3 separate regions of the Mus musculus genome follow, and regions 2 and 3 are each linked to region 1. Evidence: chromatin loops called from intact Hi-C (ENCODE). Cell type or tissue: left cerebral cortex. All regions are shown on one strand. Links, peaks and the distances in the headings refer to the core of each region. The heading gives the core; the rest is flanking DNA.

Evidence for each region. A loop is a pair of places that touch in the nucleus more often than their neighbours do. Peaks named below come from ENCODE experiments on the same cell type or tissue, not always from the same donor. Only the 100,000 strongest peaks of a DNase experiment are listed, where the experiment ranks them.
Region 2: a loop joins it to region 1, with 4 times the contacts of the local background. A loop is called at or near these places in 29 of 42 quality-filtered maps.
Region 3: it touches region 1 in a loop (3-fold over the local background); 28 of 42 quality-filtered maps call a loop at or near these places.

What each region holds. Positions count from the first base shown.
Region 1 is chr14:31,381,780-31,392,103 of GRCm38, reverse strand. It overlaps Sh3bp5 (SH3-domain binding protein 5 (BTK-associated)), which reads left to right. Exons shown (of 9, transcript NM_011894.3): 4 at 4,221-4,385. Among named protein-coding and RNA genes, the nearest start is that of Gm35907, 48 kb to the left of the region's middle. In left cerebral cortex, for the core only: CTCF peaks have their summits at 5,957 (motif pointing left) and 6,877; DNase peaks (open chromatin) are centred at 5,949, 7,048, 7,687, 8,500 and 1 more place; H3K27ac peaks cover 4,614 bases.
Region 2 is chr14:31,459,566-31,469,889 of GRCm38, reverse strand. It overlaps Gm35907 (a long non-coding RNA gene), which reads right to left. Exons shown (of 4, transcript XR_383329.4): 3 at 6,486-6,553; 4 at 5,374-5,527. It also overlaps a transcript of Mettl6 not described here. Among named protein-coding and RNA genes, the nearest start is that of Sh3bp5, 29 kb to the right of the region's middle. In left cerebral cortex, for the core only: CTCF peaks have their summits at 5,500 (motif pointing right) and 7,392 (motif pointing right); no DNase peak of the experiment used is centred there.
Region 3 is chr14:31,430,839-31,441,162 of GRCm38, reverse strand. Sh3bp5 (SH3-domain binding protein 5 (BTK-associated)) reads left to right here and starts at 5,063. Exons shown (of 9, transcript NM_011894.3): 1 at 5,063-5,352; 2 at 7,018-7,080. The coding sequence starts at 5,206. Gm35907 (a long non-coding RNA gene) reads right to left here and starts at 5,929. Exons shown (of 4, transcript XR_383329.4): 1 at 5,845-5,929. In left cerebral cortex, for the core only: CTCF peaks have their summits at 4,986 and 5,973; DNase peaks (open chromatin) are centred at 2,831, 5,011, 5,930 and 7,179; H3K4me3 peaks cover 3,413 bases; H3K27ac peaks cover 3,386 bases.

The DNA of each region.
Region 1 (10,324 bases), core at 1,122-9,121:
TTAGAAAGTGTCTTATGAGTAGCCCTTGGTGTGGTGGTGCCTATAATCCCAGGTTGGGGTTGAAGGATCAGGCGTTCACACCTAGCCTCACTAAAGTAGTGAGTTGGAGGTCACCCTGGACTACATGAGACTCTGTCTCAAAGAACCCAGAGAGAGCAAAAGAGGAAGAGGGATGTGTTATGGAAGGTGGCCTCTAGCGTGCACCTCAGAAGCCTCCACACCTACCCGTTTGCACAGCTGCTTCCACCATTTCGACATTCCTTATGCGGTACCTTACTCCTTGGCATTGCTGTAACAAGAGGCTACAGGCTGGAGACCTTAAATAGCAGAACAGCACACACACTCTGGAGGCTAAAAGACACCCATGGAGCCTGTGTTGGTGGAGTCTTTCCTGGCTCCTCACTGTTCACAGTAGGAGTCCGTGCCCATTCTTTTTCTAAGACTTGATTATATTTTACCTTTTATTTATGCCTGCTTGTGTGTGTGTGTGTGTGTACGTATGTGTGTGTGTGTGTGTGTGTGTGTGTGTGTGTGTGTGTGTGTAAGATGCTGGGTCCCCTGGAGCTGGAGTCACAGGTGGCTGTAAGGCTGACATGCGTGCTGGCAGATGAACTCCTGTCCTCTGTGAGGACAGTAAGCATACTTAACCACTAAGCCCTCTCTCTTCAGCCTCAGGTTCATTCTTAGTTACATATTAAATCCAGGTTCAAAGCTGGCCTGGGCCATATGAGTCCCTGTCTAAAAATTTAAAATGAATGAATGAATGAATGAATGAATGAATACAGGGGTTGGAGAGCTGGCTCAAAGAGTAAAGTATGTGTTATGGGAGTGTGAGGAGTTGGGACCCCTGGCACATGTGTAAATGTTGGGTGGGTGTGGCAGTCTGCCTGAAATCCCAGCTCCTGAAGAGGGACAGGATCCTGGACAAAGCTGGGTAGCTAAGTGGGATGAATTGATGAGCTCTATGCTCAGTTACATATAAGGTGGAGAGCCATACAGAAGACACCTATTGTCAACCTCAGGCTTCTACACACGTGTGTCCATACTATACAAATGAAAAAATTTGTGCACACATACCACCATACTTGCTACAAACAACAACAGCAAAAAACCCACAAGGCCGGGTGTAGATGGGAAGTAGAGACAGGAGGATTATGGCAAGTTCAAATCCAGCCTACTCTATAAACCAAGTTCCAGTCCAGCCAATGCTGTCTAATGAAACCTTAAAGGAAAATTAAGTGGTTCGACTCATCTTTGTAATCCCAGACTTCAGAAGGGTGAGGCAGGAGGATTTGCTTGAGTTTGAGCCCAACCTCAAAGCCTCAAAGAAGATTTAAAAAAAAATTAGATAGATAGATAGACAGACAGATAGAGCGATAGATATAAATAGATAGATAAATAGGTAGATGGATGGATAACGGAAGAAGGGGCAGAGAGATCCCATTTTAGAAAATGTTGGGTCTCAGGGGGTGAGTCCCTGTGTCAGAGCTGTGGGAAGGTTGTGGGTATACTGAGATAGGGGGATGGGTCACAATTCACCTTCCTTAAGCCTGCCCAGATCTCCCTTCTTGCCTGTCTGGAGAAGTAAGATGGGCAGGAGGCTCAGCTTGGGGAAAGAGTGCAGTTGTCAGCGTGGTACAGTTACTTCTCAGTGGCTGGTTGGTTCTAGAGAGGGTGTGCATCCCCACCCCTATATGTGCTTCAGGCTACCTCAGGGGATGTAGATGGCTGGTAGGTGGGCATTCATTTAGGCTTCTATTACTGTTATTGTTATTAATTTTTTTGAGACAGGATCTTGATGTACAGCCCAGGCTGGCTTTTTAAAATGCTCCTTTCCGGGCATTATCAGATCTCCTACAGACCCTTCAGAGTCTTAAGTGCTCCCCTGACCTCCATCAGCCCTGAGTTGGAGCTCCTGCCTGCCCTTCAGGCCTCTCTTTAGGAAAACCTCCCGCAGTTTCCTCTTATGTGAAGCAAGTTCCATTCTCCTGCCCTGACCCAATCTTGAAGCATAGATTTCTACACATCATCTACATGTGGGGCGCAGTCCCCAGAATGGATCTCTCTGGGCTGTGGGTGTGCACAGACCAGACAAGCGGATGCCCGTTGTGGGTTACCATGGGTTACCGGGCTGTTTCTTCCCCCAGGGCTGCTATATTCTCAGCTGTTCCTCTTAATTTTCTTTGCAAAATGCCCTCAGTCTATGTGAAAATTTCCTCTAAGTCATGTGAGGCTTTCTCTGGGGAAGGGTGGGGTCCGCTTGTTCCCCTCCTAAGTCCCAGGGACTGTCCTGGGGCTGTCCCATTAGGGCTTCTGTAATTGGCCCAGGGACCCTGTTGACTCTGGAAGTGGTCTGGGGCAGATTAGCAGGAGCCATGTCCTGCCCCTACCCAGGTGGGAATTTGGAGGTGAGCTGGAGGAGAGAGGGGCCAGCAGTGACTGCTTTCAGGGGAGTGTGTGCTTCAGTGTGAGTGTGGACACCAGAGGATGCACTCCAGGGGTCCTCACTGAATACCTTGTTTGAGATAGGGTCTTGTTTGCCTCTGCATTCACCACACCAGTTGACCTGGTCTGTGAGCATCTGGGGGGATTCTGCTGTCTCCGCCATTTCCCCTCTGACCCTGGAGCACTGGGTTTCGGATGCGTGCTACTGGGTCTGGTTTTACATGGATTCTGGGGCCCTGAACTTAGGTCTTCACGCCTGCACAGCAAGCGCTTTTCCTACCAAGCCATCTCCCCAGCCCTGTGTCTCATGCAGTCACATGACATAGCCCACTCTTGAGGGACGAACATCAACAGCCCTAAAGTAGTAGAGAGTCACCTATGAGGAAACAAACAGCGGAAATTAATTTCAGTCTATTGGATTTAGTTTAGTGTATCTCATCATTGATCAAAAAAATGGCTAATGGGATAATCAACATTTTTCTACTGAGTCTTTAAAATGAGGTGTGTGTGTGTATTGTGCATGTGTGCATATTCACATGTGTGGCACATGTGTGAGCAGGTAGGTACTCATGAATATGTGTGTGTACGTGCTTGTGTGTGAGTGGGTATCAGGAATCGTCTACTTCAGGTTTTGAGGCAGGGTCTCTCAGTCAAGCCCAGGACTCTAAGAGTCAGCTAGTCTTTCTAACCAGCTTGCTTCAATAACCTCCTGTCCTTATTTCCTGAGCTGTGGCAGCTGCCACACCTCCCTGGCATTTATGTGAGTTTTGGGGATCTGAGCCTCCGGTCCTCCTGCTCGTGTAGCAAGCACAGCAACTTCTGAGCTCTCTCTGGGCTGTGAGAGATGTTTGCATTTTCTTGTTAATCACATTTAGATGCTCAGGGGTTACGTGCTGGCCTGAGATTGTTTAATCAGTACAGTGCTGGCTGTGCAAGCATCCCCAGAACCTGCGGAAGGAAGCCAGGCAGGAATCCCAGAGCCGGAGAGGTGGCTGGATCCTGGGGCTCTCTGGCAGCAGCCTAGCCTAACAGGGGACTTCCCGCCAGTGAGAAACCTTGTCACAGAAAACAAGGCTCCTGAGGAGTGGTCTCCAGCATTAACGTCAGATTTCCCCATGTGCACATGTCTACATGCAGACACATGCGTTGGCGGCTGCTGTTTGGGCTGCTGTTTGTATTGCCTCTTCCTTCCTGAAAGCAGGGCTTGTGCTCTCAGTAGGCCTGGGCCTGGGTGTATATGTGGACTGAGGGGGCTGTCTGGCAGTGGACGTGCTAGGCTGGCACTCGTGCTGTGGGGCATTTGCCTGGAGCCTTGCTTCTGATCAGCTTTGGAGTCTCGGGAAAAGCTGTTTTCAATTACTGTGCCTCATCTGTAGAGCGGAGCCCTACAACTGTGGTCTCTGGAGCACTTTGGGCTGTGGCGTGCAGGGAAGATGCCCAGGACTGCTGTGCCTATCTGGGCATCAGTCCTAAGCCAGGACTTTGGGGAAAGGCTTAATTAGCCATTGCCATCACAGATGCAAGATCCATGCATCTGATTATCTGTTGAGCTCCAGACTGGAGACTGTCTGCCCACCGACCTGGTATTCACTCAGCCACTGGCCACCTGCTATCCCGTCCCACATATGAGGGACCTGTCCCATGCAGCCTGTCCAAGAGGGAGGCAGAGATGGATAGGTCAGATCTCGGGCCACTCATCTCGGGGGGTGGGAGCAATGGACCTCAGGGAGTCCTGGCCTTTGCCTCAGGCCTTACTAGACCTTCTCTCTCAACAGGCTCAGCTGGAGGCGCAGAAGGCCACACAGGACTTCCAGAGGGCCACCGAGGTACTCCGTGCAGCCAAGGAAACAATCTCTCTGGCTGAGCAGCGGCTGTTGGAGGATGACAAGCGGCAGTTTGACTCTGCTTGGCAGGAAATGCTGAACCATGCTACTCAGAGGGTAGGCGGGACCTGTGTGCGCTGGTGGTGGGGACCCAAGCCACATGCTGGATGTCCTTTGGCTCCCCCACAAGAATAGAGACAGGTTTCTAGGCAGCATGAAACCCTCCTGTAAAGGTCATGGACTATCTGGCCTATGTAGTCTGTTGGCTGGCAAGGCTGTAAGCCATACCTGACATGACAATCTCCCAGTAACAGATGGAGATAATCTTTCTCTATATTGCCTGAAATCTGTCAGGTTCACATAGTCCATCCGTGTCTTGGCAGTGGAGTTGGGTTTCCCAGAGGGGCCAGGATGTTCTCCAAGGTTGGCTCCCATGACATCAGAAGGACTGCAGGTCCCAGGTGGAAGCCCCATTAACAGTTTCGACCTGCCACTTAAGTATCTATTGTTGGTGGCTGAAGTGCCTAGACCAGAATCAAGTGGGCCCTCCCTCAGGCAGGGCCTTCCAGGTGAAGCTGGAGTGTGTGTGTGTGTGTGTGTGTGTGGGGGGGTGATCTGCAGTAGGTAGCAGCTGGGAGTGATTGTTATAGGATTAGGTCACCAGTATTTGGCTCTCTACCTGCTCCCAGGACTTCTCTCTTGGCCACCTTGCTCAGAATTGGAAGTGATATCATCTGATCTAGGCAGACTAGTAAACAAAATACTATAAACTGGCTGGCTCCGAAACAGAAACACATCCTCAAGTTCTGGAAGCCAGGAAGTCTAAAATCAAGGCTGACAAACATGGTGAGGACCTGTTTTTGGTCCTCAGAAGGCTGTCTCCTCTTAAAGTGGCAAGTGAGCCTTCTCAGACTGGCTGACCTTTCTTTCTTCCATCCTTCCCTCCTTTCTATCCTCTCTCCTCCCCTCCCTCCCTCCCTCCCTCCCTCCCTTCCTTCCTTCCTTCCTTCCTTCCTTCCTTCCTTCCTTCCTTCTAGTGCTAGGGATTGACCCCAGGACCTTTCCCACTGTAGGCAAGCACTCTGACCCTGAACCACAGCCCCACCTGGGTACCCACTGTCCCCACAACATCACTTCCCCAAGGCCCGCCTCGGTGTCCACACTAGGGACATTTCTATTCCTGTAGGTAGGGCCCTGTGCTTGGCACTGTGGACCGGGTTTACTGGGACCACAGGATATTCTGGATACTGCTTCTTCCTGCCAGGAGCAGCTCTTGGGCTTCTGATTCTTGGTCCCCTTGGCATTAGCCTGTCCTCCCACGAGAGTCTGGAAGGCCAGTGTCAAAGCGAGGCCAGAGGTTTGTTGCAGGTCAGGCAAATGAGCTGCCGTCCCTGATGGAAGGCGCAGGCTGTAGCTTTGGTTTTGGTGAATGGCAGGAAGGCACTATGGGGTAGAAACGAGGTCAGGAGTCAGTTCCAGTGGCTGTTCCCTTGTCAGTGTCCCCCACCACAGTTGCTCAAGTCCTGGGGGATCTGGTGATTAAAGATGGCCTGAGTGTCTTTAAATAGAAAAGCGTGACGCACAAATGGCTTCAGGAGTCAGATCTGACTGGACTTTATACCAGCTCTCCGAGGCTGGGGATACATGCCTGTGGCTTGGCTTGGCGGCCTTGAGCCTCCTGCCCCCTAGTGGGTGTGATGCTGGTAGCCCCAGCAAGGCTGAGAAAAGTCTTACAAACCAAAGAGGAGGTTGGAAATCTTGCAAAGCATAACCAGACAGATGAAAAGATCCAGCTGACCAAACACACGCTGCAGGCCAGCCTTCATTTGGATTCTCTTGCCCTCCAACCCTGCATGTAAGCAGCCATGTAAGATCTGTAGCAGCATGTAAGGCCATTTCAGAAATCACCCAAGGTGCCTGTTTATGGTGGTGTATGCCTATATTGCCAGTCAGGAAACTGAAACAGGAGACTCAAGGCTAACCTGAGCTACACAGGGAGGAGACCCTATCTTTTAAAAGAGGAGAAGGGACCCTCTGGATCTGTTATTATGAAAAATGCACATTTTAGTCAAGAGGTAATGACAGTGGGGCACTACTCATGAAGAGGCACCTTGAGGCCCGCACACTCTCCGCAGAGCAGTGTGTGAGTCTTTGCAAACAGTGTTCTGGGTTTGTGTGGTGCACAGCTTTGGAGATTTACAATCTAGCTTCAGACCTCCTCGGGTCAGTGGGGGCTTCACAGTGGCCTGTGGGCCACCTGATGCGTAGCTTCTGACTAGCAAATGGAAGGACCCAGGCATCTGGTGTGGTGGCAGCAGCCTGTGACTGAGCAGGGAGGTCTGGGTCTCAGGCCAGGACTTCCCCATCATGAGCGGTTCCATTGTGGTTGCATAGGCTGGGATCTGCTTTGCCTTGATCTGATGAGAAATGATCCTTCCCTTCAGAGCAGGCAGCTCTGTAGTAGAACAAGGGCTTGTATTTAGCCTGTGAGAACCCAAATCCACCACAGGCAATGGAATTCAAAACTCACATAAAAATACTCCCAAGAGACCATGAGCTTTCCCCACTTCACTACACACTAACCAGAGCCCCCTGCCTGCAGCTTAGATGCTCATGTTTGGCTGTGAAATAGCACAAGTGACTGTGACCCTCTGACTGAATTGAGCATTTCTCCCAATGGGGCTCGTGGGGACCATTTCCTGGCCTCGTGGGGCCAGCGTGCTGGGCTGCCTTGGCAGAAGGCCATGCAGGGACTGGCTGACCTCTGGAAATACCAGGAAGCCTGATTCATTAGAGGAATTGAGCTTCATATAACTGCCTCCTCCTACATCTCCACGTGTTCCTCTCCTGAGGCCATATCTCTGTCCCCTGTGACATTAGATGGCCGTACTTGAAGCTGTAGCTGAAGCTGAGGCTAGATGTCAGGAAACCCAGTATTCTCTAGTGGTCACACACCCAATCCCATAGACAGGCCATGGGGACAGTTCTCAGCTCAGTGATGGGGACCAGCAAGCGGTTCCAGTAACAGTGCCAAGCCTGCAGCTGAGCCACCTCCCTTGGGGCACAAGGCCCAGTGCCTGCTGTTCCTCGGCACCAGAGAGAGGTTTGAGGGCAGAGGCATCTCCATCCCTTGGTGGCTTTGACTTTGAAGCCGCCTTTTGGGGAAGGCAGGGGCTTTCTATTGTCTGGGACAGGAGTGCTGCAGCAGCCTGGGAGGAATTGGCTCCAGGGGACCAGATGGTGGGAGGGTGGCCCGGACAGGAAGGCAGTCCTTGTTGATGAGCTGTCGGTGGGGCTCCTGGAGAGGAATGGACAAGACGTGCCAGCCTCTCCTCCAGCTTCCAAGTTGTCCATGCTGGGATGAAGAACCGCCTGGTGGGGGAGGGGAGCCATGCTATGCCCGTTCCCAGGGAGGCTGTGAGGAGGCAGGAGTGCTCCCCTCCCCACCTGGATGGATGTGTCAACTACCAGAGGGCGTGTGGGTGCTCCCCAGGATAAGGCCCATGTTGGCAGAACATTCTAAACCACCTGAATGGAGGAGACCGCTTTCATCTTAGACAGCAGTTTCCTTGAGCCTTGTTCACCTGTTGCCTTCTAGCTCAGAGAGGAATGAGGAAAGCTCCATTGCCCATCTTTGTGTCCCGGATCCTCATGCCATGGCAGTGTCAAATGGGACCTAGGGAATCTGTGGCGAGATGCAGAGAAAAGACCATTAGACGTGTTTCCTACATGTGCCGTGTATCAGATAGAATGGGGATCCAGCCATCACAAATAATGAACAAAACCCAGTGACATGCTTCCTCCCATCCACTACCTGAAATGCCACATACTAAGACACTCTCCCCTCTGCTGCCACACTCTCTGAGTGGCCAGAGTTATTCCAGCTGCCTGGATCCCACAGGGCCTTGGAAGATACATATTGCCTCCAGAGCATTCATACCCTGCTAGGCTTTGAGCTCCAGGTTTGGCCGCTTGTTCCTTGCCACAGTAGGAGCTTGGCTGGTGTAGATAGCTCTGAAGTATGGGAGTGCTGGCAGCAAGGCAGAAGCGAGCTCCGGGAGCCAGGGCTCTCCCAAGGATGCCCCGTGCTGCTTCCACTTTCCTGGTGGAGCTTCTGTCCGTGGGCCTCGATTCTGCCTCCCCCTCATGCCCACCCCTCCCCCCATCACTGCACACAGCTTGTGGCTGGTTCTAGGCCACAGATGGAGATGCTCCGTGGTTGCCTAGACAGTCACCATGGTGACTGACATGCGTGGTGGCCACTGGGCAGGGAGCTCTGTGTGTGGTAGTGGAGCCATCTTTTCCAGCGCTAGGGGTTGTGTAGGTGGAGAGGCGAGGTGCATACGAAGTAGTAATGTGTCCTGATAGGGTGTGGCAATATAGCCAAGGGCTTGAGGCTTTCTCCGTGCTCCCGTTAGCCTTTGCTTGCAACCTGGGAGCTGGGTTAGAATGAGGGCCAGTGCAGAGCTGGGGGAGCCCTGCTTCTTCCACTCTGTTCAGTTCTGTAAGTTGCAGCTCATCAGTTGCGTCTACTTCTCGAGCACTATTCGGTTCTGTACAGAGCCTCCCACAACAGAACGAAACGCATCTGATATGTCTTCTGAGAAGCGTGGGGTTTTCACTTTCCATAAAGGTCGTACACTAATTCATTAAAAGCTTAAGCTCTAGACTAGACTCGAGTTATTACTGTTTCCCCAAGTGTCAAGCATAAGATAGTTTTAGTGGATTTTGTTTCATTGTGAAATGAATGTAATGCTGGTGTTAGAAATCCAAAGGGAAGGATTCTTCCACTCCAGGAGTCATTTTAGCCAGCATGTCGCTTCTCTACAGTTCCACTCTACCCTTTTCATTTTCTTAAAAATTATTCCACAATTTTAAAACATACACATTTGTTTTTACTCTTCTTTTTATCTATTCTTCTCTCATACAATACATTCAGACCACAGACTCCCCTCTCTCCTCTCCTCCCAGTACCCTCCTTTTCTCCCAGATCCACTGCTCCTTCATTTCCCTTCAGAAAAGAGCAGGCTCCCAGGGATCCCATCCAAGCATGGTCTAACACGATGCAACAAGACTAGGCACAGCCCCTCATAGCAAGGCTAGAAGAGGCAACCCAGTAGGAAGAAATGGGTCCCAAGAGCAGGCAAAGAGTCAGAGACAAGCCCACCGTCCGTGGTACAGCTCCTCCTTCCCCTATAGGCTTCCCCTAGGGAAGTTCAGCTCCAGCTACTGGGAAAGTCTCCCAATGCAAGCATAAAATTCTGCTCCCGTGGGGTGGTTTCCCCAGAGAAAGCGTTACCGCTGAGTGAGAGGCTGCCCCAGCGAAAGCTCTGCTCTGGGCTCTGCTCCAGGGACAGTGTTACAGCTCTGCTGGGAAAGGTGTCCTGCAGTAAGGAGCCAAGGAATACCCCAAAGCCACACCACACAACAGACCTACATGAGAGATTTGGGGGATGGGAAATCCCAGCAGGGTGGCTACCTCTGCTCAGGGGAGAGAAGTAGAAGAGAACCAGGCAGAACGCAGAGTTTATATAGGGTTTCTTGGGATGGGGTGCGGGCTTTCCAGGGCAACCTGGGATTGGGGCAAGCTCAGGGGTTTTGTTTTTGTTTTTGTTTTTTTGTTTTTTGTTTTTGTTGTTGTTGGGAAGGGCCTGGCCACTCTACCACCTTGAGGGGCTGGAGCAGCCATCATTGTTGTTTTAACCATTTAGGTGGGTAGGACAATCTGAGGGTGGAGCCTAGCTATTGGACCTCCTTTGGTGAGGCCTGGACACTTGTGTGCCTTGAAGGCTTGCAAAGTTTACAGGAAAAGCCTTCCCCGAGTATGAGTTGGTGTAAAATTGGCATAAGTAGCCAATACCCACTACCACAGTTGGGGGTACCACAAAAACTCCAAGCTAAACAACCACATGTGTATGGTGCAGAGTGCCTGGAACTCTATGTGGACTCTGTGAGTCCCTGTGTGCCTTGCTGGTTGATTCTGTGGGCCGTGATCCTATGGTGTCCTTGACCCCTTTGGCTTCTACAGCCCTACCTCCCACATTTCTGCAGAGTTC
Region 2 (10,324 bases), core at 1,100-9,099, 78 kb before region 1:
GGTATGGAAATTGCAGTGATCCTCTTGCTCTGCCTCCTGAGGGCTGGGATTACATGTGTGTGCTATGCCCAGCTGTCAGTGTTGTTCTTTATTATTTTCATCGGGTTATATTCTTTGCACGTGGTACTGTGTTATACAAGGTCATTTTCACACAAGTATATACATGATTTATATATCTGTGCAGAACTCTCAAATCTCTATCAGAGGAGAGTGGCTTAGTTTACTTAGTTATCTCCAGTTGAATACACTTTCTTGCAAAGAACACAACTTCATTTTTCTTTATAGCTAAAATTGATGTGTGTATACACCACACTTTCTGTATCTGTTCCTTTATTAATGGCACTGTGGTTGGTTCCATAACTTTCACCTGTGCACAGTGCTGCAGTACACAGTGATGAACGTGTCTGTCTGTGATACGTCATTGACTTCAGTCCTTTGGGTAAATACACAGAAGTGCTAGGACTGGGTGTAGTGGCTATTTTGGAATTTTGGTTTCTCTAAAAGACATAAAATAATTATAATATGTTTTCATTTTAATCCCAGGTGTGGGATATGAGGCTGCTTCAGACTGTCCACAGCAGCTGACTATGATTTGCCTCGTGCTCTAGCAGAGGTGTGATTTTGCTCCCCGCAGATAGTTTCTGCAATTGCATGATGTTTGAAATTCTGGGGACTTTTCAGAGACTATGAGGGTGCTAGGGCCCCAAATGGCATGGTGGGTTGTTGGTTGGTTGTTGGTTGGTTGTTGGTTATGGTGGGTTGTTGGTTGTGGTTGGTTGTTGGTTGTGGTTGGTTGTTGGTTGTTGGTGGGTTGTTGGTTGTGGTTGGTCGTGGTTTAAGTAGTCATGCACAAAGAAGAAAGCACAAGAAGCTACAAGAAGAAATTAGATGTCCTGACTGTGAAAATCAAGTTTGCCCCAAGGAACCCGATGCCCCTAACAAGCAGGAAGTAGTCTAATGATAATGCTACCCCTTTCCTACGCCTGCCTTTATTCAGGGATATCTTTCCTCTCCTCTCCGATTTTTCTGTCCATCTATTGTTAGTATATTAAAAGCATGGAATGAAGGTGTACTGGCTAGTTTTGTGTCAACTTGACACAGCTGAAGTTATCACAGAGAAAGGAGCTTCAGTTGAAGAAGTGCCTCCATGAGACCCAGCTGTAAGGCATTTTCTCAATTAGTGATCAAGGGGAAAAGGCCCCTTGTGGGTGGGACCATCTCTGGGCTGGTAGTCTTGGGTTCTATAAGAAAGCAAGCTGAGGCCGGGCAGTGGTGGCACACGCCTTTAATCCCAGCACTTGGGAGGCAGAGGCAGGTGGGTTTCTGAGTTCAAGGCCAGCCTGGTCTACAGAGTGAGTTCCAGGACAGCCAGGGCTACAGAGAAACTCTGTCTTGAAAAACCAAAACAAAAAACAAAAACAAAAAGAAAGCAAGCTGAGCAAGCCAAGGGAAGCAAGCCAGTAAGCAGCATCCCTCCATGGCCTCTGCATCAGCTCCTGCTTCCTGACCTGCTTGCGTTCCAGTCCTGACTTCCTTGGTGATGAACAGCAGTGTGGAAGTATAAGCTGAATAAACCCTTTCCTCCCCAACTTGCTTCTTGGTCATGATGTTTGTGCAGGGATAGAAACCCTGACTAAGACAGAAGGGGATGGCAAAGTAGCAGGCTGCGTGTTTCTGCCTCGGAGTTGGGGTGCCTGGAGCACCACTGGAGCACCACCAACGAGCTGCTCGAGGGAGGCAGAGCACAGTCCGAAGCGGGGGGGTCCTCAGTCCATGTTTTCTCTCATAGGAAACAATGGGGTCTGGGACGATTGTGGTGTCTCCCAGGCTCCTGGAGTACTTCTGAGATTTTGGAATGGGGGTGGGGTGAGGACCCCCTGAGCCCATGCTTCCCCTCAGGGCATCCATTCGAAGGGGAAGGCTGAGCCTGGGCTGAGGAGGAATCCTGTTTGGTTCCCAGCAATTAAGGAGGGACTGAGAGAGAGAAGGCCTTCCCAGGGAGATTTAGGACAGCCTCTTTAAGAAGGCCTCCCCCCTGCAGCGGTCCTTGGATGTAATGGATGGTCCTTGCTTGTCCAAACAGTTTTATTTGATGGTGAATGTGAATGCATACAGTTTACACAGGGTGAACCCAGGATTAAATGCCTCCCCCCGCCCCTGCCACCCCCCAGGAATGCCCAAGAAGGGAAGCTTTTTGGCTAGATACTAAGGACCTATCTAGATACCTCATTAGCATGGAGAACTCCAGGTTTTTATGCTAAGTGACTTTTCTTAGAGGCGAGGGTGGGGGGCTTAGAATCTTCCCAACAGAGTCGGAGAGGATGAAAACCTGTTAACAAGGGAGTCTCCCATTTTGCACTGAGCTATGGTGGACTTTGATCTTAGTTAGCAGAATTTTCCTACAGCAAACAGCAGGAGCAGAACCCACAAAGTAGCTAAAGCCAACTACAGCTGAATCATATGGGAGATCTGTTTTTAGCTTTTTGAGGAACCTCTGTAAACTCCACAGACTGACATCTTACATTCCCAGGAACAGTATGTAAGGTTCCCTTTGTCTGTGTCCAGACCAGCACTGGTTACTGTGTTCTTGATGATTGCCATTCTGGCTGGGCTAATCTTAATGTTTTAATTAACATTTATCTGATGCAAGGGTTGAATTTTTTTTTCCTGTTTACATTGGCCATTTGTGTTTCATCTTTTAAAAGTGTGAATGTGTGTGTGCATGTGTGAGGTGAACGTGTGGGCATGTGTGTGTGTGAAAGCCAGAGGAGAACCTCAGGTATCATCCGTCCCCTTTGAGACAGTGTCCTTCGCTGGCCTGGAGGTCACCGGGTAGGTTCGTTTGGCTGCCCAGGGAGTCCAGCGATCCTTCCGTCTCTGTCTTCCCAGCCATGGGATGACAAGCACCTGCCTTACATCTGGAACTGCTGCTGGGCTCTGGGTGCGAGCGCAGGTCCTCGGGTTTGCGGTGCAGGCTGAGCATCTCCCAAGCTCTGGACTTCATCTCCTGAGTACTACCTGTTCATTTCATTTGCCCATTTATTAGTTGATTTCTTTAACTTCTTGTTGTTTAGTTGTGGTTTTTAAAAAGCCCTTGGTAAATTGTATTTTTGAAAGATTTATTTTTGTACACTTTTTAAGCATGTGTGTGTGTGTGTGTGCACTCACGTGCTTGCTCATGCAGTTGCTGTGGAGGCCAGTGACACCAGATCTCTCAGAGCTGGAAGTTACAGGTGGTTCTGAGCCACCTGATGTGGGTCCTGGGAATGGAATCTTTCTATATTCTAGATATTAATCCATGTCAGATGACTAGCTAGCAAGGGTTTTGTTCTATTCTGTGGGTTGTCTCTTGATTTAATCAAATATTACCTTTGTGTGAGCAGAAACTTCTTAACTTTATGAGGCCCCCACTTAAGTATGTTGTATATTGGAGACTGGCCTGCTCTACAGTGAATTCCAGAGCTGCTTGACATGATCCTGTCTCAGAAAAGAGAGCGACACAGGGGTGTGGGGATGGGAATCCAGAGAGCAGACACGAAGAGACTTAGGGGGAAAAAATCCAACACACATTAACTCATTTCCCTGTACTTCACAAAGCCAGTCAAAAACAAAGAAAGGAGCCCTGGCCATCAGACTAGTCAGGGCTGTGCTGTTGAGAGGGTTGAGATATGGAAGACACAACTTTCCAAGTCAGCCAAGACATCTGAGAAGCTGAACCTAGAAAATTCCTACAGAGTGATCACTTTGTATGGGGGTCCTTCCTCAGCAATGTGGCAAGGTGACCTGTCCCTTTACATTCAAGCATCAACACACAGCAGGGAACCATCAACACACCAGGACTTTCAATTCTTCCTGTAATGACAGCCAGAAACTGCCCAACATGACAGCCTACAGTAGGAAAGTGACAGGGACCAGCAATTGTGTTTGCTGGGACATTCCTGGCTTTTTTAGCATGGTGCTTCTGATGGCAGAGGACCCTGCTGGCTGGCCTGTAAACCTTCACACACACACACACACACACACACACACACACACACACACACACACACACATTGTTCATCACTTGTTTTTGACTGGCTTTGTGAAGTACAGGGAAATGAGTTAATCTGTGTTGGATTACACTCCAGTACTCAGATAGGTAGACAACCATGAACTGTTTGAGCTCAGCAGGCAGAGCCCTGGGTGGATCTCAGGCCTCCAGGGCCAGGCGCCTTTGCGCAGCTGAGTCGGGCAGGCCTGAAGCTCAGACTGCAGGAAGGATTTTTTTCTCTGTCTGTCCCATATGCCCCCTCATATCAACAGCGCCACGAAACACAAAACTCTTTCTTCACCACTGAATTAGATAAATTTATCTGGAAACTGGGCCTGCTGTGAATCTGAAATAAACACCAGATCTTAATTTCCTCACAGAATAGAGACCTTCTGAGAAGAAATGAAAGAAGATCTGTGAAGAAGAGACATTGTGGTGGATGGTGAGACAGAGGCACACTCTGTCCTGGGATTCCCCATCTCTGAGCCCATGGATAAGGAGGTTCCACTAGCAGCACTAGCAGGTACAGCATGGAGACCACCCCTATCCCTTTTGCTGCAGCCATAGACTCATAGTCACGTACACAGAAGTTGCTTAAAATGTCATCTGTGCTGTTTTTCTCACACATCTCTGAGGTCCCTAAAATATGCACTTAATTTTTTCATGAGCTTTCTGTGGGAGTTTTTTTTTGGGGGGGGCACATTTCTTGGAGGCAGGGTCTCTCTGTGTAGCCCTATCTGGCTTACATAGATCGGCTAGCCTCAAACTTACAGAGATCTGCCTGGCTCTGCCTCCCATTGTGGTGTTAAAGTTGAGCACCCCCACAGCCATCCCCACCTGATTTTTAAAAATTTATTGTACAATTTTATTTAAAATGTGCATATGGAAATACATCAAGGTAATGACATACAGTGTAGCCCACTAAAGGAAATAACATTCAATAAGATCTTTTTTTTTTCTTTTTTCTTTTATTAGATATTTTCATCATTTACATTTCAAATGCTATCCCCAAAGCCAACCTGCTATACCCTCCCCCCGACCTGCTCCCCTACCCACCCACGCCCACTTCCTCGCCCTGGCATTCTCCTGTACTAGGGTATATGATCTTCGAAAGACCAAGGGCCTCTCCTCCCATTGATGGCCGACTAGGCCATCCTCAGCTACCTACCTCTGATTTTTTTGAGACCGAGTCTTTCACAGAGCCTGCAGTTCATTGGTTCTACTAGACTGGCTGGACAAATGAACTACTGAGATCCACCTATCTGATCCTGGGGTACAGATGTGTGCTACTGCACCCCGCTTTTATGTGGGTGGTGGGTTCTGAACTTGGTATTCATAATTTTGTGGCAGGGGCTTTACAAACTGAGCCATGGCCCAGCCCAGCAAGTTGCATTAAGAAAAAGCTTCGTTTATTTTTACTTACGTGTAGGAGTGTTTTTTAACCTGTGTGTACTTATGTGTACCACCTGCATTCCTGCCAGTAGAGGGTGTCAGATCCTGAGGGAGGAAAGAAAAAAAAAAAAGATGCTCCTACCTCTGCCAGACTCTGGGACTACAGACCTGAGCCATCACATCCGATTTATGTGGAGCTTTGGGATCAAACCCGGGGCTTTGAGCATGCTCTGTAAGCACACTACCAACTGAGCTACATCCGCAGCGAATTGCAGTCCTTCGGAACTGTGGACCACACCTGAAGTAAACGAAGTTCCCCTTCTGTCGTAGTCTCGTCAAATACGGGCCTTTTGGAGGCTGGTTAAACAGATCCCAAGCCAATCTTCTATGGCTAGCATGACCCCTTTCAGGCTGGGCTCCAGAGTCACCTCCTCTAGGAAGCCCTCCACCATGCTTGGGTCTAACAGTGTCTTATCAGTCTGGCTGGGAACCTCTCTCTCTCCATAGCCAGTGCCCTACTGTGACCACACCTCTGCCACACTGCACTGCAGCAGTACCTAAAGTGCCCATCTCCTTGGCACTGGCATAGCACCTGGCAACTTCAGCAGAAGACTGTAGTTTATTATGGTCAAAGGTGAGTGGTCTTGGCCTAGGACAGTGGTTCTCAACTTTCTTAATGCGGTGACCCTTTAATATAGTCCCTCATGGTGTGGTAACTTCCATCTATAAAATTATTCCATTGCTACTTCATAACTATGATTCTGCTACTATTATGAATTATAATGTAACTATCTGGCACACAAAACAAAGACATAGCATGAATCATTGTGTTTCCCAAATGCATCCGTGGGATCAAGGTTAGGTGAGCTGTGGACATGCAGGATCATTTCTGCTCTGTTAAGTGTCGTCCTGTCACCCCCACCCCACCTCCACGCTCCCACTCCACCCCACCCCCTGTCCTGGGGCTGAACCCATAAATGTTACTTTATAGCATTCTTAGCTTCAGACTCCAAGGTTGCAGTAAGGCCTGCCTTTGTCAAGCTTTGTGATCCCAAGATCTTACCTACTGGTCACCAGGACGTATCCTCCTTAAGTTCATACAGTGCAGCTCTGACCCCATGGTGACTGTGTCTGGAGATAATTGGGAAGTGGAGACAAGACGATCAGTAAGTAGTTCTAGGTCATTCCCAGATACACAGTGAGTTAGAGAGCAGCTTGAGCTGTACAAGACCTTTTCCCAGAGAACCAGTGGAAAGATGGCTGTGGAGCCAGCCACAGCTGTAGTCACTCAGTGGAAGTGGACAGGAGAAGAAATTCCGACTAAGTGAAGTCAGAAGTCTGGAGGCCTAATCCAATCAGACTGGCGCCTTTAGGAAAAGTGGCACCAGAATGCACGCGCACAGACAAAAGGCTGCATAAGGACTCAGTAAGAAGTGACCTGGGCACAGCAAGGAGCCATGTCTCTGGGGAAAGCGCAGCTGCCTGCTAGCAGATCCAAAGCCTCCAGAGCTAAGAAAACAGCCTTCTGCTGTTGCAGCCACCCAGCCTGTGGTGTGTGGTAATGGCAGCCCTGGTGACGAGCCCGGGAACAGACCAGGAACCTATGGTTTCTGGGCCAGCTCTGTTTTCACAGAGCTCTCCTTTAGAAGACAGCTCTCCTCCTGTCCTCCACTCCCCCGAGGCCAGGGGTGGAGAACTCCTCTGGGGTAGATGGTTTTGTTGGGAAATTAGAAAAAAAGGGCCCTCCTAAGACTCAGTGGTAATTCTTTTCTTTTTTTTTTAAACAATGAGTTCATGAAAAAATTTTTTAAGATTTATTTATTTATTTATTTATTTTATGTATATGAGTACACTGTAGCTGTACAGATGGTTGTGAGCCATCATGTGGTTGCTGAGAATTGAACTCAGGACCTCTGCTCCCTTTGGCCTCGCTCGTTCGCTCTGGTCCTTATATGTAAGTACACTGTAGCTGTCTTCAGACGCACCAGAAGAGGGCATCAGATCTCATTACAGATGGTTGTGAGCCACCATGTGGTTGCTGGGATTTGAACTTAACTGCTGAGCCATCTCTCCAGCCCTCAAGTGATAATTCTTAAAGGGACATGTCTGAATTCCAAAACTTGGCTCTTGGGTAACGTTTTCTCCTGTCCACTTCCACTGAGTGACTACAGCTGTGGCTCCTCAGCCATGGCTCCACTGGTTCTTTGAAAAAAGGTCTTGTGCAGTCCAAGCTAGCCTCTAACTCACTGTGTATCTGTGTATCTAGCCCAGGCTAGCCTCTAACTCACTGTGTATCTGTGTATCTAGCCCAGGCTAGCCTCTCACTCCCTGTGTATCTGTGTATCTAGCCCAGGCTAGCCTCTAACTCACTGTGTATCTAGCCTCTAACTCACTGTTTATCTGTGTAACTAGTCCAAGCTAGCCTCTAACTCACTGAGTATCTGAGGATGGCCTTGAACTACTAATCATCCTGTCCCTACTTCCCAAGCCCTGGGACTATAGGCATGCACTAGTGCCAGGCTTGGTTGCTCTCTCTCTCTATATCTCTCTCTCTCAATCTCTCTCTCTCTCTCACTCTCAATATCTCTCTCTCCTCCTCTCCCCCTCTTCCCCTCTCCCCCTCCCTCTCTCTCCCTCTCCCTTTATTTTTGTTTGTTTTCAGAGTCTTATTAATTTTTAATTGTGCATGTATGTGTCCATGTCTGTGTATGGGTATGTGCATGCGAACGCAGTTGCCCTCAGAGGCCAGAGGCATCAGATCTCGCAGAGCTGAAGTGACAAGCAGTTATTAGGCACCTGACTAGGTGCTGTGCTAGGGCCTCCAGTCCAACACAAGGGTAGGAATGGTTCTAAGTAAATGAACCATCTTTCCAGCCCTCAGGTTCCTTAATGAACGCCTCTCTCCTAGGGCCACAAAAAAGTCCCCTGAGCATTGGAAAAGTTATGTGACTGCCATGACGTCTGTCATTCACGTAGAAGACAGAGGGTAGCTCCAGCCTCTTTGGGCCTCAGTCTTTCCATAGATATAACAATGTCAGCTGAGCATAACGGCACAGACCTGGAATCCCAGCACTAAGGAAACTAAGGCGGAAGATGGTCACATCTGAGGCTGCATAGTGAGTTCCAGGACAGTGACACGGGCTTCGTAGCAAAACCCTGTCTTTTAAAAAAAGCCAAACAATCAAAGCCTGGAGACATGGCTCAGCAATCAGAAGTTCTTAGGCTCTTGCCAAGGACCCGGGTTCTGCTCCCAGCTCACACGTTGGGCAACTTACAACTACCTGTAATTCTAGTGTTAGGAGATCCTGTGACCTTTTCTGGCCTCTGCATGCAGATGGTGCACACAAACTCACAAGGACACACACGTACACACACATACACACATCAATGTTTAAAACTGAGCTGAGCACAGTGGTGCGGAGTGGTGCACTCCAGTCATACCAGGATTCGGGAAGATCACCACAAACCCTAGGCCAATCTGGATAATAACGAGTTCAGGCCATCCTGGGTCACAGAGAGGCCTTGTCTCAACCCCACCCCCCCACCAAGGCCTAACAAATGGACAACAGTGCAGTTGTCACAAGCAGTCCCTCTCTGCAGCTCGTGAGATTACCTTCCACCAACTTTATTTTTTAATTAATTAATTAATTAATTAATTAATTTGGTTTTTCGAGTCAGGGTTTCTCTGTGTAGCCCTGGCTGTCCTGGAACTTACTCTTTAGATCAGGCTGGCCTCGAACTTAGAAATTCGCCTGCCTCTGCCTCTCAAGTGCTGGGATTAAAGGCATGCACCACCACTGCCCAGCTAACTTTTATTTTTTAGTCCTGGGATTCAAAGCCAGGGCTTCATGAATGCTATATAAATAGTCTACCCCTGAGCTACATCCACAGTCCAATTTATTTATTTTTTCCTTATTTTTTCTGGGTGTTTTGAGACAGTATCTCACTAAGTTATACAGGCTGAACTTAAACTCACTCTGTAGCCTAGGCAAGCTTTGAACTTATGATCCTCTTTCCTCTTCCCTGCAGCAGAGTCCTACACCACCAGGATTAGCTCACACTGAAAGCTGAGTCAGACCACAGATTGAATACAACTGATTGAAAAGTAGTAAGATTTGGTATTGAGAACATACACCCCGGGGTAAGATGGCTTCCTGGATTCCACATACTCTTTAAATGGCTGAATTCCATATAATCTTTAAAACTCAGAAAATTATGACATTATTTGTATTCCTGCTACACAAGTGTGAGCCATGGCTGGCAGTGCTGGCTTCTCTGGGAGCTTGTTGGAAAAGCAGTCTCAGGGCCCAGCCAGACTCGCTACATTAGACTTTCTGAATTATCAAGCCCTCTGGGCTGCACCAATGATTCTTAACCATGGCTGTATGCTGACATGTGGCTAGAGAGAGAGCTCAGTGGTTAAGAATACTGCCTGCTCATCCAGAGGATTCAGGTTCAAATCCCAGCACTCACATTCAGCTAATAGCCATCTGCAGCTCCAGTTCCAGCCTGATGCTCTCACACCAGCATATAGGCAGGCAAAACACCCATAAAAATGAAAGCAAAGCTTAAAAAATTAGAACATGGGTTTCACCTCCAAAGATTCTTATTGTTTATTAAGTGCGTAGCCTAGGATCTGTGATTTAAAATACTTCCTGAATAAGCCAGACTGCGCAATCTCAGCACCCAGGAGACAGACAGGGGGTTAGCTGCAAATTCAAGGCCAGCCTGGAGTCCATAGCGAGTTGCAGTCCAGCCAGTGCTAAACAGTGACATGGTGCTGTCCCAAAGATGATGGAGAATGAGAGAGGGAAAGTAAGCCGTACACAAGGAAGGAAGGCTTTAAGGACTAAAGCACATGTCTGTAATGCCCACACTTGGGAAGCTGAGGCAGGAGGATAA
Region 3 (10,324 bases), core at 810-8,809, 49 kb before region 1:
CCAGGGCTACACAGAGAAACCCTGTCTCCAAAAAAAAAAAAAAAAAAAAAAAAAAAAAAAAAGTGTGTACCGCTACTATTGACTCAAAAATATTTCTTCTTTTTGAGGTGAATTTATTTTTCTAAACATTTAATTTCAGTTTTATTTATGAGTGAGTGTGTGCCACATGGGTGGAGGCCAGAAGATGTGTTGTATCTCCTGGAGCTGTAGTTACAGGAAGTTGTAACCACGTGACCTGTGTGCTGGAGCAGCCTTGGCGCTTGTAGAAGCGCAGTGCTCTAACCTCTTGCCCCTTCCTCTTACCTTTAAACTGCATTGTAGAGTAGAGAATATCCACTGTGACTTTTTCATGTCTGCATAAAACATAACTCGAAACTAGATTTAGTTTTGAGACAAGATTGTGCTGTGGGTGGCGTTGAATTCACCTCACTATGCAGCCTAGATTGGCCTTAAACTCACAGAAATCCTCTGGCTTTTAGCTTCCCAAATTCTGGGATTATAGGCATATGTCAATACCCCTGGCTCCCACAGATACTATACTTCATTAAAGCAGCCTTTCCTTCCAAAATGGGCTAGCAAGCATGCCAGAATAGGGAGTTCTAAAATAATAATAATAATAATAATAATAATAATAATAATAAGGCATGTCCAGGAGCATTTTGCCTGCATGCTTGTAGCCTGTGCACCACATGCATGCAGTGTCTGCAGAGCCCAGAAGAGGGAGTCAGCTCCCCTGCCCAACCCCCACCGGGACAGAGGTTGTTAAAGCTGCCCCGTGGGCTCTGGGAGTAGAGCCTCAGTCACCTGGAATCTCAGCCAGTGTTCTTAACTGCTGTGCCATCTCGACAGTCACTGGATTCTTATACCAGGGCAGGAGGTGACTGTGTGTGTCCCACAGTAGCTGGAGTCCATCCTCACAGTCCTTCAAGATTGGTTAGTTTTAAAGGAAATTAAGGAGATTGGGAAAAGTTGGGTCACTTAAGCCTCAATGAGAAACATTTTATTGGTGGGAAGAAATTCAAACATTTGCATTAAGATTTCACAAAATTGGGGGTGGGGGATAAAAAGATTAACATAATGAAATCTTACAAGGTGAGAGACAGAACAAGATCTGAATTCCTATACTAAACAAAAGTTTTAGAGTGCTTGACAGATAAGACTAAGATTAGCTGAGTGCCTTAATCCCAGAACTCAGGAGGCAGAAGCTTGTGAATCTTTGTGAAGGCTAACCTGGTCTACACAGCTAGACCCTATCTCCAAAATAATAATAAAAAAGACTAATATTTAATGTTTTAATGTTTCTTAACCCGCTGAGACTAAAGGCATGTACCATCCTGCCTAGCATGAGAAAGACATTTTTAATGAAAAAGAGTCCAAGGACCATTCAGCACAGCTGTCCTGAAGAAGGACATGTGATGCCCCAGAGCGTCACAGGACTGCCCCTGAGTGTTTAGAAAATAAATCCAAGTGGCTATAAATGGAAATACCCTGAAGCTCAGCTCTGGGAGGGGAGGACCAAGGATGGGTCCCTGGTGTGTGTGTGTGGGGGGGGGGGGGAGCACAGCTTGTTTGCTAACCTGGACGTCAGGCGTGGATGACACGGGTGCAGCAATGTGACAGAGCGGCAGAGGTGAGGGTCATCCCACTTGTGTGGACAGGCGCTGGCAGGTGTCCTGACCAGAGAGGACGAGGCCAGCACAAGCCTGGCCCTACACACATTCTTGTCCTCCCTCCTGGATTTCTTCCACCGTTTTTAAAGGTTAACTACTGGGAAGCACGGAGCCTATGAGTTTTATCCAGAAAGATTTGCATCTTGAGGAAGTTGTAAGGCAGATTACAAACACCGGTGGCATATTTCGCCCACTGTGTAGGGTTAAACGAACTTTTACAGGGCAATAAAATTAAACACCAACGGAATCTTTAAGCAAAGCATTTCACAAGATTTTGGCTAAGGCATCCCACCTGTGTTAATCAGACTTTTAAGAATTATTATTTTTTTTGTTCTGCCTGCGTGTATGTTGTGTACCACGTGTGTGCCTTCTAGCCAACAGAGGTTAGAAGAGAGCATCAGGACCCCCTGCAAATTCAGTTTCAGACAGTTGTTAACTACCATGTAGTCCTGGGAACCTAACCTAGATCCTCTTGAAACAGCAGTTCTCAACCTATCTATAGGTTGAGACCCTTTGGGGGGGTGCATATCAGATATCCTGCATAACAGATATTTACATTATGATTCACAACAGTAGCAAAATTAATTATGAAATAGCAATGAAAATAATTTTATGGTTGGGGTCACCACAACATGAGGGGCTGTTTTAAAGGCTCAGCGTTAGGAAAGTTGAGCACTGTCCTAGAGATGATTACGCAGTGCCGTCTCTCCAGCCCTAATCATCACTGTGACAAGTGCATGAGAGAAATAACTTAAGTAAGGGAAGATTTACTTTAGCTCCTAGTTTTAGTTCATGGTTGGCTGGCCCTGCTACCTTGGGCCTGAGGCAAGCCTTGAACATCATGGTTGCAGGCAGAGATGATGGAGGAGGCTGTTCACCTCAGGGTGACTGGGAGGCAGAGAGGACTAAGGGGATCGCTCCCCAGTGACCCACTTTCTTCAACCAGCCTCCGACTTCCACAGCTTCATTACCTTCCAACAGTCTAGTCAGGTCCTGGGTTCATCTATGGCTCAGTCCACTGACGGAGGCAGAACTTACATGTGTGGATCACTTGCCCAAAGCCCCACCTCAGAACAATGCTCGATTCAGGACCTAGCTTTGAGCTGTCTGGGGATGCTTCCCAGCTGAAGCACAATAGCATCTTTGCCCACACTGGGAGGCGGGTGACTGGAGCCCTGCCAAGCAGAGCCACTTTGACACAGATAAGCCACTGACCTCGTGGAGCCTCTGAAAGTCTGACAAGGATTGTCATCCTTGAAACAGATTACAGACAGAGAATTAGAAAGCTGCTTTCTCCACCAATAACACAATATGATCAGGCAGTAGGTGCTTTCCAAAAATGACAAAAACGCAGATCCAGACAAGAATCATCACAGCACACATTATCTGGGGCGTTTCAAACTGTAGTTAAGCTCAAAGTGTTTAAAATGGCCACCAAGATCCCTGCCAGAAATACGCGTGCCAACCTTGAATAGCCCACAGGGTGCTGGGGAAGGGGTAGCCATCTGCTGTTTTGAGTTCTGGCTGTGTAGCTCAGGCTGGTCTAGAACTTGTGATACTCTGGGGTTTGCCTCAGGTTATGGACTGGAGGTTTTGGGTCCTGTGCTGAACTCTTAACTCCTAATAGTCTTAGGAAGTGACAAGGCCAGGAGGGTAGGAGGTCTGAGCAAATGGGACTAATATACTTCTTAAAAAAGACCTCAGAGATTTTCTAAGGCTTTCTTCCTGACATAAAAGTTTGTTGAGCAGTTGGAAGTCCACAAGCCCAGGAGGGCCCTCCTCAGAACCTGACTTTGCTGTGATTTCTGGCCTACAGAGTTAGAAGTGGGTGCCATTTAGAAACTGTGGTATTTTGACATAGCCACCCTCCCCAACAACGGTCCTTCCTTTGGAGTAGTTAGCAAACTGTTTCCTGCTGCCTGGTGGAGTTACTCCTGTATGTCTGAGAACTTGTAATATAAAGGGTTTGTCACTCTGTGCGTGTGGTACACCTTGGTGGCAGCATCGGGGATGGGTGTGTGTGTGTGCACCAGCCGGGCAGTGGTGACACATGCATTTAATCCCAACACTAGAGACAGCCAGGTGGATCTCTAAGCTCCAGGCTAGCCTGGTCTACAGAGCAAGTTCTAGGACAGCCAGGGCTACACAGAAAACTCTGTCTCCTCCCCATCCCACCAAGGAAGCCAAAATGGTGGTGTGTGTGTCTATAATCTCAGTGCTTCAGAACCAGAGGCAGTGTGACTATATATACAGTGTTAGCTGTATAGTGAGCTCTACAGGAGGAGTGCCTGATTAAAAATGCAGCACATGGGAGTCTACCTTTGGAAAATCAGAAGGTCGAGGCCAGTCTGAGCTGATAAGAGCTTGACACCAGCCTGGGCCGAGGTTGTTTCAAACAAACAAAATGAGTGAGTGGGAAGTCAGTAGACAGACCTAATACGGGAAACTGTTGGAAGGGAACACAGGGTCAGGCTTTTCCAGAGGGGAGATTGAAGCACGGGAGGCCTGTGGTACACGTGAGATTCTCTGGTACTGGCTTTGAAGAAGACTGACCAGTTGAGAAAGAGGACAGATACCCCTTTGCTTTGCTTCTGAGGTGGGGGAAAAGGCAGGATCACAGGCTCCGAGAACAACTCTCTCAAGCAAAGCTGTCCTCCAAACTCCCTCTACAAAGTATCCACTTTGCTCAGGGCATCTGACCAGGTAGTCCCTGACCTCACAGTGGCCCTAGCACCTGTAAACGTTCAGAGAAACCTGTCCACTGTTAGCCCTTTTGTGATGCCCAGTTGGCTAGGCAAGCTCTAGCTTGGTGATGTTGGGCAGAACCACATAGTTCCTACACTGGGCAAGCTTTGCCACGAGCAAGCAGGGCAATCTCTTTAAAAAGCCGCCCGATCCATAGATTTCCCCCCCCGCCCCCCCCAGCTCCATGGGCTCTTCGTGCATTCAGAATATCCAGGAAAGCCCTAAGAGCTCATGCCTTCGCTTGCCGAGCTTTGCCCAGCAGACTCCAGGCTATGATGTCCACTCGGTGGCTGGACCTGGCTAGCCATCCTCTGTCTGCTGTACAGACAAGATTAGGGTAGAGTTCCCTTTTCTGTGACTCCAAATAGACACAAAGGTAGCTTTGAAGAATGGAAATCACCCGAACTTTCCTTCTGTGCCTTGATCTGCTTCACTGGAGGCAGGAGGAAACTACCTTAAGGCGGCCCACGCTCGGGCTGGTGAGCCACTGGGCGGCACCTCTCCTAGTGGCCATGGCCGGGACTCCAGTGCACTGGGCTTTTTGTGACAGAGTGTCGGGTGACACAGGCTATCACGGCGGCCTGGGCAAAGTGGGTGCGGTGTACTGCGGGCCGCTGCAGACAGGGGGCAGCCGCGCCCACTTCCTCTGCCACTCCGCACTCGCCGGCGGAGCACCCGGGGTGGCAGCGCTGCGCGCTCAGACCTACCCGGCTGCGGCGAGGTGGCCCTCGGTGCGTCCGGATCCCACCGTGCGCTTTGCGACCCGGCTGCGGCGCGTTCGGCTGCCCGCATGGACACGGCGCTGAAACGGAGCCGCTCTGACGAGCCGGCGGAGCTCCCGCCGCCTGCCCGGGAGGTGGAGGAGAAAGAGGAGGAGGAAGAGAGGATGGAACAGGGCCTGGAGGAGGAGGAGGAAGAGGTGGACCCCCGGATCCAGGTAGGACGCGTGACAGGAGCCCACAGCCGCACCCCACCAGGGCTACCGTGGAAGTCGGCATCTAACGCAGACACATGCCTTACAGCCTCGCGTGTTCGCGGTCGCGGGGTGGGGGCTGCCTAAATTCAGGATCTTCACCAAGGGTTGGAACACCCCATTTCACGGTCTCCCTGCGGAAGGCTTCGGTGCCCGCGTGAACGCGGCCTGATTATTGCGGGGATCCCTGCAGACCCTCGGCCCAACCCGAGGGTCCCTACTACACGACCAGCTGTTCAGGCGGATTGCAACAAAGGAAAAAGGGGGCGGGGGCCCCGAGCGGAGTCGGGGTACCTCAGCGCCACGCTTGGAGCACTGCACAGCCTCGGGGCTGCAGCGCAGCGTTATCCCACCTGCGTGGATGCAGACATCGTGGTGGGCGAGCAGGGCAAGGTGGCTGTCGCTTGCCCCTGTAGTGTGGGCTGCACCGGTGTGGGGTGCCTCGTGAGCCCTCACCTGGCCTGGGCTGCCGTCCTCTTCATTGTCAACACATGGTGGGCGTCGTTGCCGTTGCCACCGTTGGCACTGTGTTGCACTTGGCCTGAGACTGTTTAAAACCCTCCTTTTCCTTGTGAGGTCAGTGTGAACGTCCACCAGGGACAGCTGCTGCGCAAAGCCGACGCGTGGAGGCAGGGAAAGCAGAGAATGCCTGGCTTTCTGTGCCTCCATTTCCAGGAGAGAGAGTTAAAAAACAATTTCCAGGAGTGACAGCTTAACCTCTTCACCTTCCTAAGCACAAAGCAAATTCCTTTTCATGACCCGTTTTGTACCCTTTCCATAAATCATTTTTTAAAAAATAGCTATTAAACATACTTTGCAATTTCTGGATCCATAATTGGTTTTAAGTGCACAGATAAAGAAAAAAAAAGAGCCTGCTTTAAATTCATCAGTTTGGCTTAAATTAATTATTTTGTCAAGTCAATACACTAAAGATCAGTAAGAAAACCTCCTCATTGGTTATTCTGTTAATTCGGGCCCTGGGCTTGGATTACAGAATCTTGTGGATTTGGTGTGGAATTTTGTTAGCAAGACCTTTGTTCACAGAGCAAAGATGAGCTGAACGAGGATGAGTTAACTCATGTTGGCTACTTACAAAATGTCAGACTGCAAATGTTTAAAAGAGGTAGGGTTACAGTCAGTTAACCAACACCCCAGTTAGGCAGGGCAAATAGTTCGCAGTTAGAAAAAAAAAAAATCATCTCTTTATAGGGAGATAGCCCATGATGAGTTAATGCTGGAAGTCTGCCTTTGGCTGGGCTGCACTGGCCGTATTGTCCTGTTCTGATTTCCTCGAAAAGTTCTTTCCTAAAGCAAAGGGTGCTGTTTTGACTGGGTTAAGTTACTGTTTATGACAGATGAGTTCACCTGAAAGAAAAAAAAAAAGAACAATGACTTTTCAGAGAAAGATAAATCTGTAGGACTTTAAAGGCGTCCAAAAAAAAAAGGACACAGCCTACAACAGGTTTTAGGCTTTTGTCTTTTAGCCGAGCCTCAGCTGTCTTCTTGAGGAATGAACCGACTTGCATCATTCAGGGATGACCTTCCAGTTGTAAACTAAGTTACACTAAAAACAAAAGCCCAGCCCTTCTAATTTCTCTCTCTCTCTCTCTCTCTCTCTCTCTTCATTAGGGAGAACTGGAGAAGTTAAATCAATCCACGGATGATATCAACCGACGGGAGACTGAGCTTGAGGTACAGGGAGCTGGGGCACTGTTCTGGGGTGAAACAGTGTCAGTCACCTTTGACCCTGGGCTGGTTAATTTTGTTTTAATAGCTGGAGGGCGACTGCAGGAGGCCCTTGCTTGGAGGTTGAGCAACAGCATGTGTGGACAGTAAAATACACTCAGTCCAGGCTGTGGGCAGAGCCTGGATCCAATTTCATGTGCTGTTTTTCATTGTGGAGGCTCCATTGGGGCCAGAATCAAGGGCTGAGCAGAGTATTAAACAATGCTTTAGGCTCCAAATATTCTGGGATCTGTGGAAAGGCTAAAAGAATTTCGATTTAGCCAAACACTTTAATGGAGTTTACATCTCTCAGTATTTTATTTAGGGTGGCTCCTTCCATTCATGCTTGGAGCTGCTATGGTTCCCTCAGACTTAAGCCAGATATTTTACTTCCCATTCTAACAATTCACCTTTCTGATTCCCCCCTCATTTATTTACTGTCAGCGTGAGCAGAATGTAATGATCTTAATGGTAACAAAAAGCTGTTTAGGCTGGGAAGGGCTTTCCTGCTGGGAAAAATTTTGGAAGATAAGATCTTGATTTGAACTTGAGAATGTTTCAGCCTTCCTGTAAACAAGTTCGGGTTCTTAGAAGCCACCAATTTCTAAGTAGTGGTTGGGGTTACTTGCCAGTGGGAGCATACCCCTGTGAGTGACTGTCACAGCTAAGGGACTTCAGAGGGCTGCGGTAAGAACCTATTTCTTGAAGTAGAAAGAACAAGACGAGCCTAAGGAGAAAGCAGAGAACATCAGGCCCCTCAGAGCCAGGGTGTGGGGAAGAGGAAAATACTTCACTGGAAGTTCACTGGCAGCCTGCTTTCTGATAGCATATAGCCTTGAACTCACTGATCTGTGCGTGGCGGTGGGTACTAATGTTGCTCTGGGCTGTGTGAAGGCTTATCTATTACTAACTCCCATTCTGACCTAAGTAAGAAATTGGAGAACTGTTTATGAAGTTGGGCAATTGAAAACTCTCAGAAGCTCACATTTCTAATGCATTAAACAAACAAACAAACAAACAAACAAAATCTCTGCCAATTTTAGGGGGAAACGTTCCCCTAAGGTTTCATTTGGTCCTGCCACAACAGCCCAGAGCTGGGCAGTTGGAAGCCATAAGTGGTCCTTGTGTGTGTGTGTGTGTGTGTGTGTGTGTGCGCGCGTGCATGCGCGAGTGCATGTGCATATATGTTTTAAACATTCTCATGTAGTCTTGGCTGACTTCAAAATTCAGTATGTAATGGAGGAGGGCTTTGAACTCTGGGTACATCTCTACAGACTGGGGTTACAGGCATGTGTCACTGTGTCCAGCTTCTCCAGACTCTCTCATCTCTGCACCCAAATGTATATTGACAAGTTGGAAAGATTTGTTTTTTGTTTTGAGCAGAAAGTTTGGCTTGTTTATGTTTGCAGTGTTGGAATGAAGCCCAGGGCCTTAAGCATGCTGGACAAGCACACTACCGGTGGACTTGGGAGACTGGGGTGAGCAGAAATCAGGGACAGCTGGCTAGGCAGGCTGTACACGCCTGTGATCCCAGCACCGGAGAGGAAGAGGCAGGAGGATCAGGAGGTGAAGGTCACATAGTCACAAGTAGCAAGCTGGAGGCAAACGACTCTGTCTTGTGAAAGAAAGAAAGAAAGAGAGAGAGAGAGAGAGAGAGAGAGAGAGAGAAAGAAAGAGAAAAAGGGAGGGAGGGAGGGAGGGAGGGAGGGAGGGAGGGAGAGAGAGAGAGAGAGAGAGAGAGAGAGAAAGTGAAAGTACTACTCAGGGACCACTGAGGCAGAGAACTATGGGTAAAGGAGAATGGTCTCTTGGGTTTCCAAGAGAGATGATCAACCCTGGTTTGTCTGTCCTCTTTGTTGCTTATCCACTGTTGATCACCATTCTGGGTAGAAATAAGATAGTCTCATAGCCCCATAACTCAAAGTCTCATAGCCTCATAGTTCGGTCTTCATGGCACCTGCCTTCTGGGAGTTATGTTGGTTCATTTGTTAAACTCTTTTTAGCCCCGATTTCCGAATTCCACAGATTTGGTGTGTCACAGGAAGCCACTGGACAGGTGTTTCCTGCTAGACACTGGGGCACATTTGGAGCCCTGGGCACATTAGTCAGGCTTCCTGAGAGGAGCAGAGCTTAAAGGATGATTCTCTCTGTACAGAAAAGGGGTTTGTTAGAATGGCTTAAAGGCTGTGGTCCAGCCAGTTCAACAATGGCTGTTTACCAATGGAAGGTTCAGGAATTCAGTAGTTGCTCAGTCCATAAAGCTGGATGTCTCAGCCGGTCTTCAGTATCCACTGGAATCCTAAAGAAGTAGGCTCTGATGCCAATGAAGGAATGGACTTGCTAGGGAGAGTGAGAGGAAGCAGGCAAAGAGAGCAAGCTCCCTCTTCCATGTTTTGTCTGTGGGCTGCCAGCAGAAGGTGTGGTCCAGATAAAAGCTGAATCTTTTCACCTCAAAAATGGTCTGGATTAAAAAGTGGCTCTTCCCACTTTTTACATGATTTAATTTAGGAAAAAGTCCCTCACAGGTGTACCCAGCCACTTGGGTTTTAGTTAATTCCTGATATAGTCAAGTTCACAACCAAGGATTCATGGCTGAATGAGCTAAGGGTTTGTGTAGGGTAGCTTGGCTGGGTTGTGTTGTTGGGTGGCCTTCCCCTGGTAGGGTTATAATCAGGACTGACTCAGAAATATATTAATAAGCCACAGAAGCAATTTAAAAACTCCCTAGTTGTTACATTAAAAGACATAGGGGAAATTAGTGGTAACGTATTTTGTTTAACCCAGAATATTCACAGTAGTATAAATTCAACAGGGACTCACTGTAACAAAATAATTAATGTGGGGGCTGGTAGTGTGGCTCAGAGGAAGAGTGCTCATGGACAAGCCCAAGGCCCAGAGCTCAATCTCCAGGACTTGGAGGAGGGGTCAGCAGGCATGGGGGCGGGCACATGGGATGACTGCTGCTGAAGATGGAAGCTGAGGGGACAGACGTGCACGCGCACGCACACACAGACACACACACACACAGGCCAGGGAAGCAGCCTTGCACCTCGCCCTCACTGTAACCCCAGCAGCCACAGGTGTTTGTGTGTAGAGCTTTCACTAGAGCATACCCCACTGTACTTCCAAACTCAGTAGCTGTGTGTGTAGCCGGGCTGCCCCAGACTAGTAGGGGTTACCTATCAAATTCATGATCATGTTGCTAGAATCT